Regions from separate parts of the Homo sapiens genome. Here region 2 is linked to region 1. A link is a contact called in ENCODE Hi-C data. All regions are on one chromosome and are shown on one strand. The core of a region is the stretch at or near the end of the contact, and the rest is flanking DNA. Distances in the headings are between cores, read along the strand shown. Region 1 holds the start of RRAGC (Ras related GTP binding C). Region 2 holds the start of SNIP1 (Smad nuclear interacting protein 1).

The links. A loop is a pair of places that touch in the nucleus more often than their neighbours do. Pooled maps may share reads with other maps.
Region 2: a pooled map shows a loop between it and region 1 (9-fold over the local background). The contact joins the promoter of SNIP1 here to the promoter of RRAGC in region 1. A Hi-C loop is called at or near these places in 4 of 50 pooled maps.

Annotation. Positions count from the first base shown.
Region 1 is chr1:38,858,455-38,861,154 of GRCh38, forward strand. RRAGC (Ras related GTP binding C) reads right to left here and starts at 1,318. Exons shown (of 7, transcript NM_022157.4): 1 at 956-1,318. The coding sequence starts at 1,192. RRAGC-DT (RRAGC divergent transcript) reads left to right here and starts at 1,439. Exons shown (of 2, transcript NR_186075.1): 1 at 1,439-1,785. RefSeq lists a silencer at 848-1,607 and an enhancer at 1,243-1,537.
Region 2 is chr1:37,553,040-37,556,006 of GRCh38, forward strand. It overlaps SNIP1 (Smad nuclear interacting protein 1), which reads right to left and starts at 1,254. Exons shown (of 4, transcript NM_024700.4): 1 at 967-1,254. The coding sequence starts at 1,190. RefSeq lists a silencer at 977-1,036 and an enhancer at 2,508-2,967.

The DNA of each region.
Region 1 (2,700 bases), core at 68-2,567:
TTGGGAGGCCAAGGCGGATGATCACTTGAGGTCAGCAGTTCGAGATGACCCTGGCCAACATGGTGAAACCCCGTCTCTACTAAAAATACAATAATTAGCCGGGCGTGGTGGCGCGCGCCTGTAATCCCAGCTATTCGGGAGGCTGAGGCGGGAGAATTACTTGAACCAGGGAGGTGGAGGTTGCAGTGAGCCGAGATTGCACCACTGCATTCTCCAGCCTGGGCGACAGAGCGAGAGACTCCGTCTCAAAAACATAAACAAACAAACGTGTACAGCCCTCCATTTGTTCATGAAGGCCCAAAAGTGAAAACAAACAGACTAGGTCTGCAAAATATTCTCAAAGTCTCAGATTTTTAAAAACACACCCCTACAGGGGGAACAGCACCAGTAATTACATTCACCAGGCCACAACTACTGAAATGGGTGCAATCTCACTACCCAATTCCCAGTAATGCTACAGCGAAGTCTCCTTCACATCAGTAGCGAGAATTACAACGCCCAGTGTCTTAGTCACAACTCTTCCTGACGCTGCTCCCTGGGGCTCTGCTGGGAATCCCGAAACACTCAGGTCACCTGAAGTGAGAACAAATCAAAACGGGCCAGGGGAGGGAGTCCACGAAGTTCTCCAAGTGAGAACTGGAGAGTACGTCTCAGTTTCGTAAATGACACAGGAGCTGGGTCCCAGGGGGCGGAGGTCTTGGGCGGTGCCACCGGGCACCTGCCTCCCGGCAACCAGTTTCGCCTTCAGCGCTCCACTTGGCTTCAGCTGACTTGGGCGTGGACACAGAGGTCGGGGTCCCCGCGCGGGCCGCGCCTGTGCGCTCGCAAGAGTGGAAGAGAAAGTGCGGAGGGACGGAGCGCAGGCGGGCCCCGGCCGCCGCCCTCCCGGGCGTCCCCGCTACCGGCCACCTGAGAACCGGGGAGGGGGCGGGGGACTGGGCGCAGCCCTGCTCACCTTCTGGATGGAGGACTTGCCGCTGCGCCGGAGTCCCATGAGCAGAATCCTCGGCTTGGAGCTGTCAGCGCCCCCCGGACCACAGCCACCGCCTGCCCCTGCCCCAACCCCTCCGCCCGCCGCCGCCGCCTCCTCTTCCTCCTCCTCCACGCCGTAGCCGAAGTCCTTTGGAAACGAATCGGCCGCGCCGTAACTGCCGGCGAGGGGCGTCTCCTCCGCCCCGTACTGCAGGGACATGGTGCTGGAGCCGCCGCCGCCCGCGCCCTGACAGGCCAGGCCAGGCCGAGCCAGGCCGCCGCCTCCCCAGTCCGCCTCCGCCGCCGCCGCCACCACCGCCACCGCCCCCGGCAGCCGCCACAGTCCGGCCCGCCCCCCGGAGCCCGGCTCTCATAGGCCCCGAGCCGAAGCCCAGCCGCTTATTGGCCGCCCGAGCTGCTACTCGAGAGCAGCAGGGTAGGTGGTGCCCCGTCACGTGCCGGAATCACCTGACTCAGAGCCGCGGAGGGGGGAGGAGGAGTCACGAGGAGGGCGGCCCGGCCGCGCCTCTAGCCCCGGCTCGGGCCCTCAGCCCTCCGCCCCGGCCCGCATACAACGCTGTCTGCACCGCTCCCCTGCCTTCTTCCGGGCTCCCAGAGCACCGCTATGGAGATGCTCTCCCGGCATTTGAGGAAGAATTGATTGTCCTCATCCTGCAACTGTACTTGCCCAACCGATATTTATTGATGCCTGCAGTGTCCTGGGTGCCTACCAAGGGGCACAGAACTGGATCCGACGCAGACCCTGCCTGCCTTCAGGTTGCTTGAAGATGAACAGAGAGATCGGACCTCTGCGTAAGTAACCTCGCTACGAAATATTATGTGGGAAGGTCACGGATAAATAATGCTCGGGAGTTGAATGAGAAAGCGTCTGAGCAGATCTAGGTGGATGGATAGATTGGGATGTGCAAAGGTATGGGGGAGCCAGCCACACTGAGGGCAAACCTCAACCAAGGCAGAGTCATGGGTCACCGTGATAGTTTGTTCTAGCAGGTAGCTGGACCCTGATGGGAAAGCAGATGCAGCCAAGCTAGAACATCTTATCTTCTTTCTTCAGTAAGTCGCCGATAGTGGATACTGCTGCCACTTCAAACCCAACGGGACTCAATTTGCCCTCCTTCCCGCCTTGTCAAAGTCTACTCTAGGAATTCCATCCCCCATAGAACACTGCCTCTTCTATGACCTCGTTCAGATTAGAGACCAAAGTATTGAATAATGAAAGCAAACAAAAGCAAATGCTTGTCACCAAATATGTCCGAGAAATCTAGAGGAATTTTTATTTTTGATAATCAGGCTCTAGAACTGGAAGTTTGAGAAGAGGATCCTCTTAAAGCACAGCCCTATACACTTTTTAAAGTACAGGAGTGGGGGTGCTCCCAGCCCTCCAAGGAGACTGACTTCTTGATTATGAAGGAAAAATTCGCACATGCGGGCAGGTCTGGGACTTTGGTTTTGTCTGAACCCAGAAGTTAGAGGTAGGATACACCCTTAGAGGTCATCTAGCCCAACCTCTCACCTAAAACGAACCAACTCTATAGTGTCTAATAGACATGCAGAATGCACTTAAATAGTTCGAAGGTAAAAGAGCTCACCATCTCGAAAGGCAGCCAACTCCACTGTGGTAAACCTTTGTTTAAAAATTGTTAAAGCCGGCCGCGCGGTGGCTCACGCTTGTAATCCCAGCACTTTGGGAGGCAGAGGCGGGCGGAT
Region 2 (2,967 bases), core at 4-2,503, 1.3 Mb before region 1:
ACCATCCGTAAGTCACCCTTGACTCTTTATCCTTCACTACCAACACCCCTACCATCAATAACAATCCCTCCATCCTGTGGTTCTACTTCCTCCCTGTGCCATCTCATTCCTACCACCCACCTTCTTGACCACTATAATCCACCGACACTGGCTTTTTCCCATTTCAATCATAATTCATTCTACTTCAGGTTCTTTGCAGATGTTGTTTCCTCTGCCTGGATCTTTAAGAGGTTGGATCATTCTTATCAGTCAGGTCTGGGCTCAAATGGCACCTCTTTAGAGAGTCCTCCTCCCTCTTCTCTCCAATCTCTCACTATCACATTACTGTTTTAATCTATCAATAATACTTGTTACTAACTGAAACTATTTTGTTTATTTTTTTATCATGTCTCAGGGTTAGAGCATAGCCAATTTGGCATCGGTGAAGATCATCTAACTGAATCACCCTTGCAGCCCCAATACCTAGGGCAGTCTTTAACACTTAATAGGCACTCAGTAAAACTATGGTGAATGAATGCATAAATAAATGAGTCTAGCAAGAAGTAACTTTTTTTTTTTCCCCAGTTTCTGTTAGGTAGCTCGCTTAGACCTCGATGTGAAAACCTTTCTGGCAGGTAACCGGAAAGACAACGCCCACACTCCATTTGTGGGAGGGATGGGGAAAATCTCAATCCAATTTAACAGATTATCAGTGCTATCTGTTGGGCCACACTCTTCGAAGTGCTAGGAACACAAGAATGAAGGAGTGGGATCCTGCCGGTTAGTCATTAGGCGTTGAACACCGAGCTATAATGCAAGTGACAGAGCAAGCATAACACAAGCACGACTGGATCACTCTCAACAGCCCCTCAGGATTAAGTCCGGGCTGCTGCGCCCACCATTCAAAACCTGTTTCGGACGCTAGCCCTGCCCGCCTTTCTGAATGAGCCCAACCCAATGTCCATCCTGGACTGCTCCCCCACTTACCGGCTAACTCCTCGGGCTCGGTTCCCGCGGTGGCCCGAGCGGGCCGGCTCGCTGGTCGGCGGAGACGGGCTACCACCGGAGTGGTCCGGACGGCGGTGGGCGGGAGGTGCGACTTCTGGGCTGAGACGCTCCTGCTTCACCACCACCCCCGCCGGCAGCACCACGTCCCCGTCCCGGTGTCTTCGCCGGCTCCCTCGCTCCCGTTCGCTCTTCACCGCCTTCATTCTGTGATTTTGGCTGGGCGAAAGAAAACAGATCAGTTGAGCTCCTCTAGCTGGAGGAAATGACGAGTTTAACTCCTGGACTTCCGCTTCCGGGGTGCCCAGGCTCCCAGAAATCCTCGCGGCAAAGGTTAAACACGTGACTACTCCCTAGTGGGTGTGGCCGCAGCGACAGGCTTGGGTGGCGGGAGTTTCAAGTTTCAAAAACAAACTTCTGGCTGGGAGTGGTGGCTCACGCCTGTAATCCCAGAACTTTGGGAGGCCGAGGCTGACGGATCACTGAGGTCAGGAGTTAGAGAACAGCCTGGCCAACATGGCAAAACCCCGTCTCTACTAAAAATACAAAAATTAGCCGGGTGTGGTGGCGCGCACCTGCAATCCCAGTTACTCGGGAGGCTGAGGCAAATGAATCACTTGAACTGGAGGCGCAGGTTGCAGTGAGCAGGGATCTCACCACTGCACTCCAGCCTGGGCAACAGAGCGAGATGTCTCAAAAACAAACAACAACAAAAACTGGGAAAAAGCAAACCTCTCAAGGCTGTTTGTTGCCACATTATTAGTAATTACAAAACGTGGAAACAATGTAAATACCAGCAGTAGGGAAGTTAGCCAAATTAATGGGTGTTATGTGGCCATTAGTAAACCATTTACAAACTTTAAAAACCCTGACTTGTTAACGATAAAGCAGGATACAAAATTGTGTGCAAACTATAATTACATTTACATTTGGAAATAGAAGGGAGGAAGAAATGGAAATGCAATCAGAGATGATAACCCATGGGCAAATCATTAGCTTTTCAAATCATTAGCTTTTCCTCTTCTATTTCCTGAACTTTCTGCAATGCTGTTGGGGCTCAGAAACCAAAACCCCAAAATACGGCTCACTGACAAGCTGAACTGAAGAAGCCTCAATGTTCCTTTCCAGTGCCCATCATCTCTCCCAAAGCACAGGTCTTTATCTGCCTAAGATCCAGACTACCAAAAGGAATAATTGTTTCTTTCTTCTCCACCCAAGAATGTAATCACACCTGACCAGAGACCCTTATACTGTCAAAAGTAGCTATTTACAGCCGAGCACGGTGGCTGCAGCCTGTAATTCCGGCGCTTTGGGAGGCCAAGGCAGGAAAATCGCTTGAAGCCAGGAGTTTGAGACCAAACTGCCTAACATAGCAAGACTGTCTCTACAAAAAAATTAAATTTGGCAGGGGCTAGTGGCTCGTGCCTGTGGTCCCAGCAGAGACAGGAGGATCGCTTGAGCCCAGGAGTTGGAGGCTGCAGTGAGCCGTGATGGCACCACTGCACTCCAGCCAGGGCTACAGAGTGAGACCCTGTCTTCAAAAAAACCAAACCAAAACAAAAAAAAAAACACAAAAAACTATTTACAAATTTATCTCTGTTCCCTTATTCATTCATTCTGCCTAGTAATCCCTGAACAGAATTCCTCCTTCTCCCACCCTCACAAACCTGTTTTACCAGGAGGGTATATAAGCTTCTGAACCCTTTTCGGGGTGGGTAATCATACTGTGATTCTCCCCGTGTATACATTTTAAATACATTTGTATGCCTTTTCTCCAATTAATCTGCCTTTTGTGAATTGATTTTTGAGCGAATCTTCAGGGGGCAAAGGGGAGGTTTCCCATTGGCTCCTACTTTGTCATTTCTCCATTTAATTAGAAAAATACTTCAGGCTGGGCGCGGTGGCTCACGCCTGTAATCCCAGCACTTTGGGAGGCCGAGGCAGGCGGACCACGAGGTCAGGAGTTCGAGACCAGCCTGGCCA